Linked DNA regions of Homo sapiens: region 1 is linked to region 2. The links are chromatin loops, found by intact Hi-C in ENCODE. Cell type or tissue: psoas muscle. All regions are shown on one strand. Links, peaks and the distances in the headings refer to the core of each region. The heading gives the core; the rest is flanking DNA.

Region 1 (5,364 bases), core at 306-5,305, 50 kb before region 2:
TCCCAACCCCCTTCCCAGCCACCTTCCCTACCCTCTTCATCAGCTCCTGCTCCCATCCCAGACACCTCTACCTTCCCACAGCATACATCCCACCTGCCCGTCTGCTTTTCTCTCCCTCCCTTCCCGCCTTCCCCTTCCCAAGCACTGCTCTTTTTTCCAGGCACCTCATCCAGGAACCTTCTCCTAATCCCTGCAGGAGATGAGCCTCTGCCCCTCCAAATTTCTATCTCTTCAGCTTCTCATCACTCCTTGGGATTCAGTGGGCTCCCTTTGACTTGTCTGATTCCCTTTTCCCCTGACATCAGCTCACTGAACACAGCAGGGCACTCAGGTTTCTGTATGGTGGCCTCTCAGTGCCTGGCATTGTGCCCAACACACTGCAGGGCTTGGTCGATACTGGTGCAGGAAATAAGCAGAACTTCAAATGTACACTGTCATGTCGATCCAGCTTCTCTTCTACAAAGGCCAGAAGACAGGCCAGAAGGTGACCGTGGCCTAAGGACAATAAACTCTTCCCAGAAGCTGCTCTGTGAGACAAAGTCCAGGACAAGCAAACAGAGATCAGTGAGGGCTCTGGGCCCCCTCCTCTTATCAGGGTCACAGCAGCCAGCACATCCCAACCCAGGTCACAGACTAGACTGGCCAGGGGCCCTGTCTGCCCAGTATGCTGTGGTTTTTGGGGAACAGGGTGGGTTTGGCAATAAAAAAATAAGAAACTGCAGGTGCAAGATGGGTCTCTGGGAACTCCTGTCTCTAGGATCTTCAAGTCTGCTTCTCTGTCATTACATGATGGCCTTGGGCTTTAGAGCCTGAGAGACCTGGTTTGAATCCCTGTTCTGTCTCTTGGTATGGGGCCAGTGTCCCAGGAACGTTGCGAGGATAAAATTAGACAATAAAGGGTTTAGAGGAATGCATGACACAAATGAGTCCTCGATTATGAAAACATGTCATTCATCTTCAGCTCCCCTTTATCTGCCAGGCCTCCCTGCCCAGGTGCAGGAACGAGGAAGCTCACTTCTGTTCTTTCTAGAACTGGGTAAGAACCTCAGAGAGGTGAAGCAACTGGCCTAAAGCGCAGATCTCCCATCATGCCTCACCCCGACCGTCCAGACTGTCTCTGACAGAGCTAATACCAGGTTAGCACTGTGAGAATCACCAGCATGGCTGGATGTCACACACTTTCTAAGCCACCGTGTCTGCCTCCCTGGCCAAAGCATGACTGAAAAGTGTGTTGATGCTGAAAGAATTTTGAAACAGTCTGGGCAACAAAGTGAGACCCTGTTTCCCTCCCTTTCTTTTCTTTTTTCTTTTCTTTTCTTTTCTTTTTTCTTTTCTGTTCTTTCTTTCTCTGTCTCTCTTTCTTTTCTTTTCTTTCTTTCTTTTTGGAGACAGTCTCGCTCCGTCACCCAGGCTGGAGTGCAGTGGCACAATCTTGCCTCTCTGCAACCACCACTTTCCAGGCTCAAGCTATTCTCCTGCCTCAGCCTCCTGAGTAGCTGGAACCACAGACGCATGCCACCATACCTGGCTAATTTTTGTATTTTTGGTAGAGATGGGGTTTCACCATGTTGCCCAGGCTGGGCTGGAACTTCTGGCCTCAAGTGATCTGCCTCCCTCAGCCTCCCAAAGTGCTGAGATTACAGGCATGAGCCACCTCGCCCGACTGAAACCCTGTTTCAACAAAAAATAAAAATAATCAGCTGGGTGTGGTGCCACATTCCTGTGGTTCCAGGTACTCAGAAGGCTGAGGTGGGAAGATCAGTTGAGTCTGGGAGGTCGAGGCTGCAGTGAGCCAAGATCGCACCACTGTATTCCACCTGTGCGATAGAGGGAGACCCTGTCTTAAAAAAAAAAAAAAAAAAGAAATTTGAAAGTAAAGCCTGGCCGGGCCCAGTGGCTCACTCCTGTAATCCCAGCACTTTGGGAGGCTGAGGCGGGCAGATCACCTGAGGTCAGGAGTTCGAGACCAGCGTGGCCAATGTGGTGAAGCCGTCTTTACTAAAAATACAAAAATTAGCTGGGCATGGTGGTGTGCACCTGTAATCCCAGCTACTCGGGAGGCTGAGGCAGGAGAATCACTTGAACCCAGGAGGTGGAGGTTGCACTGAGCCAAGATCCTGCCACTGCACTCTAGCACTCAAGACCAAAACTCCATCTCAAAAAAAAAAAAGTAAAGCCTAATGAAGTTTAGAAATCCATTTTTAACTGTTGCTTCTTGCCACATGTCACCGTGTCACTGGTGCTGCCTTGTGCCAGCCCGAGGATGAGATGAGCCATCCGGGGATCCTCACAGTTCACATAGGCTAAGCGCAGTTCTACACAGAGGGACATGGTCTGGAGCCCCATCAGTAGTTTAACCACCCAGAGCTGGGAACCCCCCTGAGGCAAAAAGCTTCCACTGCCAAATTTTGATTCCTCTAAATGTGTTAGGTTGATGCAAAAGTCATTGCGGTTTTTGTCATTAATATTTGCCTGCACCTTGTCTAATGTTTAATCCATGTTTATCCAGCACTGTATTGATTACTGGTCTGACTGAGGTGACAGGGCAGCAGGAGCCTTAGAGCATGGACGGTGCCATGGGGCCTCGGGGGCTGCTGTTGTGCATGTACCTGGTATCTCTCCTCATCCTGCAGGCCATGCCTGCCCTGGGCTCGGCTACAGGCAGGTCCAAGAGCAGCGAGGTATATGGCTAAGCCCACAGGGCAGAAATAGGCAGCTGAACCTGGATGAGGCCCCGGGCGGGACACAAGACCCCCATTCAAGGGGCCAGGGTCACCCCCACCACCTCCACCACTTCTGAGTGGAGAGGTGACCTCCCAGCACCACCAAGGAGGTGAAGCTAAGGGGCAGAGGACACAGGCTGTGTTCCACTCCCATCCCTGAACTGGCAGGCCGGTGGTCCCCTGAGTTTTCCTCTCACACTTGACCCTGATTTTGTTTTGCAGAAGCGACAGGCTGTGGACACCGTGAGTAAGAGTCCTGGCAAAGGGGTCTGTGACAGAGCCCTTTTTACAGGCTTGCTTTCCCCAACCTGTCAGGGGTGGACCCCTCTATCAGGGCCATAGGCATGGGGTACTCTCCAGGGTCCTAGAAATGGGGACTTGTTCCCATCTCACCTCATATCCCACAGCACGGTCTCAGCCAGAGAGCAGGGGTCTTCCTGCGGTCTGTTCTTCCTGCATCTGGGCACCATGCACTGGGGCTAAGTGCCAAGTCCCCGTACCACAGGAAGTCCCTCGCTGACAGAGGCCCTGTCTCAGGCCACAGCTCCTTCATGTCTCACTTTAGGCTGTCGATGGCGTGTTCATCCGGAGTTTGAAAGTCAACTGCAAAGTCACCTCTCGCTTCGCCCACTATGTTGTCACCAGCCAAGTGGTCAACACTGCCAATGAAGCCAGGGAAGTGGCCTTCGACCTGGAAATCCCCAAGACAGCATTCATCAGTGACTTTGCCGTGTGCGTGCCTGCCCAACTCCCATGCCTTCTCCCAGGGGTGCCGCTTACTAGTCCCAGCTTAAGAACAAGGATCGGAGTGGCCAGATAACGCAGAGCATCTCCTCATTCTAGAAGGGCCACAGACCAGCCCTGGCTTTGAGGGGAGGAAGAAGCCCTTTAGGTCTGTGCTTGGCTCCCATCTTGGAGGCAAACTGGGACCCATCACAGCATGTTTCAGGCTAGAACCCAAGGAGCCAAGGCCAGAGTCTGAGGCTTCTTGCTGGCCTCTGACCTGGGCTGCTCACCTCATTGCCCATGGACCCCTGAGTTCCACCATGGGCAGTGGAAGGCTCGTCAGGAGACGTCCTTATCCAAGGGCTCACATGGACAGGCCCTCTCAGGACCTGTGTGGTCAGGAGGCTCATCTTTCCTGAGGGTGTCCTTCCCTCCCTGCAGTACAGCAGATGGAAACGCATTTATCGGAGACATAAAGGACAAGGTGACTGCATGGAAGCAGTACCGGAAAGCAGCTATCTCAGGAGAGAATGCCGGCCTTGTCAGGTGAGTTCTGGGCCTGCTGGTCTCATCTCTAGGGCTGCCCTCCCCAGCCAGGACAGGTCTGATGGCTGCAAGGTGGCTTTAGTGGAGAACAGCCCAGGATGATGGAAGGGTAAGCAAACTGCCCAAACCCAGATGCCAGCACGGTGCACTGAACAGGCTGCCGTGCAGTTGCCCTTTTCCCAGATATGCCACTGGGAGAAGTGGGCCCCCGCCATCTTGGGCCCTGACCCTGACCAGCCAGCTAACACATTTGTGAGGTCCAGGGAAACCTGGGAGCAACACTCATCTAAGAGAAATAAATTCTGTGGGCCACATGTTAGGTGACAAGGACCCAAATGTCATTTACCCTCTGTCTGTCTGCTGTTGCCTCTGGTGGCACATCCAGGGCCTCGGGGAGAACTATGGAGCAATTCACCATCCACCTCACCGTCAATCCCCAGAGCAAGGTCACGTTTCAGCTGACTTATGAGGAAGTGCTGAAGAGAAACCATATGCAGTATGAAATTGTCATCAAAGTCAAGCCCAAGCAGCTGGTGCATCATTTTGAGGTAGATCACAGGTCCCGGGGCAGGGGTCCTGCCCCTCTCTCCGTCACCATGGCTCCCAACACTGGTTGAGCACCCACCATGTGTCACCACCCAGGCCTGAGAACACAGGGATGGGGACTAACCCCTCAGGGTGAGCTCTGATGTGCTCTTCTTGGGCAGGGAACTCCCTGAATTCTCTAACTTCCTCTTTATCTCTGAGCTTCGGTTTGCTCATCTGCTAGACGGGGGGTTTCTGTGAGTCCCAGGACCGCCACAGGGATCACGAGAAGTACTGAATGTCCAGGTAATTTTGTAAACTAGAAAGTCCCGCGCAGCCTGAGGGCCTGGAATTATTGCTGGCACCTAAGTGGTGGCTGAGTTGAGGGATGCAGGCATGTACACCTTCATTTGGTCAGTATTTTTGGAGTGCCTACTGAGTACCAGGCCCTGTGATCAGGGCTGGGTGGGTGCTGCACACAGTAGGTGGCCAGGACACATGCTGGCTCTTGGCTGAGACTTGGTGAGTGGGAGCCCTGGTAGAGAATTTGCTTCAGTGTGGTGTGAGCCTATAATCCCAGCTACGTGGGAGGCTGAGGCAGGAGGACGGCTTGAGCCCAGGAGTTTGAGGCCAGCCTGGGCAACAAAGCAAGATCCCATCTTTTTTTTTAAAAAAATAATTTGCTTCAATGTTGCAGATTGATGTGGACATCTTCGAGCCCCAGGGGATCAGCAAGCTGGATGCCCAGGCCTCTTTCCTGCCGAAGGAACTGGCAGCCCAAACTATCAAGAAGTCCTTCTCAGGAAAAAAGGTACATGGGATAGCAAGGGGGTGGTGGTGGGCC
Region 2 (5,331 bases), core at 332-5,331:
AAACCTTGCCCTTTTTCAGGGCTCAGACCAGCCCCTTTCTTGCGGAAGCCTTCCCTGCTCATGCATAGCCCACCAGAACTCTCCCTGCAACTTTTCCTTCTATTTGTTTTAGTATTTCAGATGGTTTATACTAAAAAGTTCAGACATCATAAACCTGACAACCATCAAAAGAGGGAAGACTTCAAAAACATGGAGTAAAAGGGAAGTATAATAACAATGGCAGAAATGGCTGGGTGTGGTGAATCACGCCTGTAATTCCAGCACTTTGGGAGGCTTAGGTGGGAGGATCACTTGAGCCCAGGAATTCAAGACCAGCCTGGGCAACCTTGTCTCTACTGGAAAAAAAAAAAAAAAAATTAGCCAGGTGTGGTGGTGCACGCCTGTAGTCCCAGCTACTAGGGAGGCCGAGGCAGGAGTTTCTTTTGAACCTGGGAGTTTGACGGTGCAGTGAGCCATGATCATACCAAAATATAACAACAATAATAATGCCAGAAACTAGTGTGAAAGAAACTACTGCAAATCTGCATAAAACTGAGTTGTGAGCCTCCCAGCAGCAGAGGCAAAGAGGGAAACCCCACAGGGCAGCTCTTCTCAGAGACAAACCTTTTCTGCCTGGGAAAGGGAATAGTTTCAGGGACAACACAACTAAATCACGTGTTTTCTGTCTGTGCCGGTCCCTGGTGCACACTGCTAAGTAAGGGTGGTTCTTTTCCTGTTCTAAAATACCCAAGCTCAGGCCCTTGGGGGTGGACAGACTTCTAGGCTGCTCTGCTCTTGCCTGAAGTCCACCCACCTGAATGGAGCCCCCGGAGATGGCCCGGTCCACATCATAGCGGATAATGAGGTTGCCGTCCAGGACTGTTTCTTGCTGCTCTGGGGACTTTTGCTGCTGGGAAAGTGTTGGCTTGAACCGGATGTGAGCCTGGAGGAATAATCCGGGCTGAAGTTGGGAGGAACAGCAAAGCCAGGCCAACAACACCCTCTACCCCTGTCTGTATATTGGGAAATCAGAATTCCAGGATGCAGCCTTGGGTCCGTATTCCAGGGCACTTTCTTTCAGGCTGAGTTATTGATGGACCACTTTCACGTAGGGGAGGGGTGTGATGAGCTCCCTGTTCCTGGAGCTGCGCAAGCAGAGGCTATTCCAGGATGTGTGCCATCCAACCATCTCCTTCTCTCCACCTGGCCCCAGGACCCTCACATCAGTCTATTATCCAGCCCCTTCCCAGACAGATCTCAGGGCTCATACGAGGACGCCATGGTCCTTCTCTAGGCTTTGCCCTCCCCATCTGCCAAATGACAGCAAGGATGCAGAGATCTCAGGAGCCTCTCCAGGTCACAGCTCACAGGAGGGAGAGCCCATCCTGCTTTCCAGAAATCCGGGCTCATAGGGCTGGCCTGAAGGCAGGGCCCTTGGTACCCTCACCTGCTGACCACAACAGGCCCACCTTGGTCTTATTCTGCCAGGTGGTGAGGGCGTCTACCAGCTGGTTGGTCATGAAGGTGCTCTCTGTCTCCAGAAAGCTGATGCCCTGGGGCTCGAAGATGTGAATGTCCATCTGGAGGCAAGATGTGGGTCCCTGGGTCAGCCAGGAGCCTGGGCTGGGGCTCACAGGAGGCTCAGGGACAAAGAGGGGCCGCCCTCAGCAGGGCAAGGGTCATGCAGGAGGCCTCCCTGGAAGAGGTAGCAGCAGGTACCTGCAGGTGCTTGACCAGCTGCTGGGGCCGCACTTTCAGCAGCAGCTCGTACACCCCCAAACGCCGCTTGAGCAGCTCCTCATAGACCAGCTCAAAGGTGATCTTGGCATTGGGAGCCACACTGACCGACACCTGGAACTGCTCCATGTTTCTCCCGGTGGCCCTGGGGGAGAAGGGCATCAGGCCTGCTCCTCCAGGACAGGTGGGGTAAGGCTGGTAGAGGTGGGAGCAGGACTAAGGGCCAAAGGCAAGGTGGCCTTTGTCTAGACCCTCCCCACTGAAGCTGCCCCCCACCAGCTCACTTGACGAGGCCAGCGCTCTTTCCCTTGGCCACTGCTGCGCTGTACTGTGCCTGGGCTTCAGCCTTCTCCTTGATGATCCCTGGGTAGGTCATGCCATCGATGATCCTGGGGGCAGAAGGGTGGGAGTTGTTGAGAGCCTGGTGGCAGGGGCCCATTCCACTCCTGCCTCCTCCAGAGAGCCTTTCTGGACTCGGTGTGCCTCTTGACACAGTGACTCCCATCTTTGCCTGAGCCCAGTGCCATTTATTATGCACCTACCGCATACAGGACCCTGTGCAGGGCACTCTGCAAAGTGCTCCAGGCCTCTAGCTCCCGGAGGTGTGTACAGTAACAGTAAGCATTCATTTTATAGAAGGGACGAAGGGGAGGCTGCAGAGGGGCAGGGCCGGGCTAAATCCTGCCTTCTCTCCACCTGTCCAGTCTGGCCGAAGCTGGCCCACATTCCCACCTGCCCCTTCCATTTCACGGACTGTTCCAGGGGAACTAGTTCATCACCAGCAAGAGCTCTCTGAGTCACACTTGTTCCCAGCCCTGCGTGCAGCCGTGTGGGGCCAGGACTGAGGAGGAAGCAGACGTAGGGCTGGAGGCTCTGAGCACTTTCCCCCTACAGCAGTCTCCCCGCTCCCTCCCACAAGAGGCAGGCACCCTATAGGGAGGCTGGCATATCTGGAAGGAGGTTTTGGACAACTGGTGGACGGGACTCCTGGGTGTGTGGACACACTCCTAGCAGCCATCCTTTGGGGGCTGAGAAAGAATGGCCCAGGCCATTTCTCAGGGAGGAAAACGACTTTTTCAGAGCCTCCTTGTGGGGTGTGTAGGGATGTGCCTGGTCAACTTCATGTGGTAGTGTGTGGCAGTGGGCAGGAGGGGGAGCAGCCAGGATGTCAGGACTACGCGTCCCTCCTGCCTGACCTTCCTGGTTATAATTTAACTCTAGCCCGGGATGGGGCTGGTGAGTGGGCAGTGGCACTCCTCCCCCTGGGTAGGCAGTGCTTCATCTCTCCAGATGGCCAGCTGGGGCTCCTGGCCAGGTCAGGGAGCAGGGAACCTGCTCTCTGCTCCCCTAACTCATGCAGCAACAGGTTCTGGGTCTAGAGAAGGCAAGTGACAGTCTTGGGCTCTCAGCAGATGCCACGGGCCTGGACCTGGCAACTGCTGACCCTGGCACCCATGTCGAAGGCTGACACAGCCCGTGGGGCTTGCACTGCAAGCTGGGCAGCATAGGCCCGGGCTCTGGGTTAGGAAAAGTAGAGGCTGCGGTGGAGTGGGGGATGCTTGGCGCCTGAGGGAGGAGACTAGCCCCCACTGCAGTTTTCCAGAGGCCACAGTGTGGGACCCCACATGAGACACTCCCTCTCTGCCCCACCATCGCCCTGTTTCTGGGAAGAGTCTTGCCCTTGTCCTAAATCACAGCTTTTCCTGGCAGCAAGGGACAGGCGGCATCCTGGTGCATTTAGTAAACATTGGAAACTGAGTTGGGAAGGGTAGGGGAGGGTGGCAGAGGACAAAGTGAGGACCATCCTTGGCTCATAGAATTCAGAGAAACCTCAGGCATCTCTCACGCAGCCTGAGCAAAAATGTCCTCTGCAGGATCCCAGCTGGGGCAGACCTAGGAGAATCCTCCTCAAGCCACTCTCCACTGTGAGGAAGCCAAGGGTCTAGAAGGTTTTCTGTACTTTGAGCTGGAATGTGCATTTTGGTGACTCCCTCTTGCCTGGTCTGGCCTCAGGAGGCCTCAAGTCTGTGCTCCTCAAAGGCAAAGTCACAAAGATTCTGTGGTTCTCTGCCTAACACCTGGACAGCACTTAGGGATGATGAATGGCTGGATGGAGGGAAGGACGGGGGCATCTTTGAGAATAAGTCCTTTGGCAAGCCCCTGTTCCTGTGTGGCCCCAGGTGCAGGGTGTACTCCTGAAGATGTACACCCTGGCATGCCTTACTTCAAGAAGAGGGTTTGCTGGCACAGAGCGATGGAGTCATAGCACTGGGGGGTGTGGAGAGGGGAGGAGGGTGGGAAGGCACCTACATGGAGAAGTTGGTGATGAAGGCTTTCTTGGGCAGCTCCATCTGGAAGGTGGCCTCCTGCACAGTATTGGCCCTATTGACCACTCGGCTGGTGACGACCGTGTGGGCAAATCGGGATGAGACCCTGGAGTCCACGGTGAGGCTGTAGATGTCGATGCCATTCTGGACCAGCAAAGAAGAAGGGGGTTGCAGGGTTTCAATGCCACCTCAGCTCGGGGTGACGCTCTTCAAGAGTTGGCCCTGACTCTGGCTCTAGACCAAACCCTGGCTCCCAATCTGACTGAGCCACTGACCAGGCCTCAGGCTGAACCCAGTGAGGCATCTCATATGTGAACATTTGTCTCAGGTAAGAGATAGCAGTGTGCTTCATTCCCCACCCTACAGCACCACAGGGCAGGGGCCACGTCCTTCTTGATCTATAGGGGCCCAGAGCACCCCTTGGAGAAGAACAAGCATGCAGGGGGTGGAGCTGGTGAAGCCAGGGCCAGTGTCTGGGAGGGGCATCACACTCAGCCTTTGGGCAGGGGTGAGAGACCTGGTGGGGTCAGGGAGCTTTGCATGCTGGCTTAGCTTTGCCCAGAAAAAGGGCAGTGACCAGGTCCTTTGATTTCTGGAGACTTTGGCCTCTGTGGCAACAGGGAAGCTCCCACCAGTCTCCTAGAAGGAAGCCCTCAGAGCTGGGAGAATTCGGAGGTAGACTAGAGTCTGGTCTCTGAGAGTTGGGAATCTTCCTCTCTGCTCCGCAGTGGACCCTCCCCAACTCATCCCCACTTCCGCAGGGCACTCCCCTAGCAGGTGCCATTTGCCTTGAGGTCTGTGTCCCCCGAGGAGGGGCACACGGGCACCTCTTACCTGCTTGTGTGTGACATGCTCATGCGCACTGCACCAACTCTGCTCGGCTGCATGCGGCTGCCTGAATGCAGTTTGGCACAGAGGTGCCAAGTGGCTTGTTTATGTGCTTGGGTATTTGCTCTGCGACAAGCACTGTCCTAAGCACTTCATAGATACAATGGGTTTGGTTTTCACAACAAGCACTGTCCTAAGCACTTTATAGATACAATGGGTTTGGTTTTCACAACCGCCACCCTCTGAATAGGTTCTAGTATTACCCTGTTTTACAGATGAGGAAATTGAGACATAGTCAGCATAAATCATTCTCCTGAGGTCACTTACTAAAAGGCGGTAGAGCCAGGCTTGTAAAACTGTATTTCCTCATTTGGAAAATGGAAATGATTGGATCATCCCCTCTATTAGGTGGGAGAATACCAGTAAGGCCCTTGGGGTAGTGCCTGGCGGGAGGTCTGCA

Evidence for each region. A loop is a pair of places that touch in the nucleus more often than their neighbours do. Peaks named below come from ENCODE experiments on the same cell type or tissue, not always from the same donor. Only the 100,000 strongest peaks of a DNase experiment are listed, where the experiment ranks them.
Region 1: it touches region 2 in a loop (2.1-fold over the local background); 12 of 110 quality-filtered maps call a loop at or near these places.

Annotation. Positions count from the first base shown.
Region 1 is chr3:52,775,052-52,780,415 of GRCh38, forward strand. It overlaps ITIH1 (inter-alpha-trypsin inhibitor heavy chain 1), which reads left to right and starts at 2,548. Exons shown (of 22, transcript NM_002215.4): 1 at 2,548-2,681; 2 at 2,946-2,966; 3 at 3,289-3,455; 4 at 3,891-3,995; 5 at 4,381-4,543; 6 at 5,218-5,331. The coding sequence starts at 2,565. RefSeq lists enhancers at 3,181-4,380, 4,365-4,654. In psoas muscle, for the core only: no CTCF peak of the experiment used is centred there; no DNase peak of the experiment used is centred there.
Region 2 is chr3:52,825,093-52,830,423 of GRCh38, forward strand. ITIH4 (inter-alpha-trypsin inhibitor heavy chain 4) reads right to left here. Exons shown (of 24, transcript NM_002218.5): 2 at 4,027-4,187; 3 at 2,001-2,105; 4 at 1,699-1,861; 5 at 1,449-1,559; 6 at 794-922. ITIH4-AS1 (ITIH4 antisense RNA 1) reads left to right here. Exons shown (of 3, transcript NR_046615.1): 3 at 113-222. Among named protein-coding and RNA genes, the nearest start is that of ITIH4, 2.9 kb to the right of the region's middle. RefSeq lists enhancers at 2,324-2,932, 2,933-3,540. In psoas muscle, for the core only: no CTCF peak of the experiment used is centred there; no DNase peak of the experiment used is centred there; H3K27ac peaks cover 2,358 bases.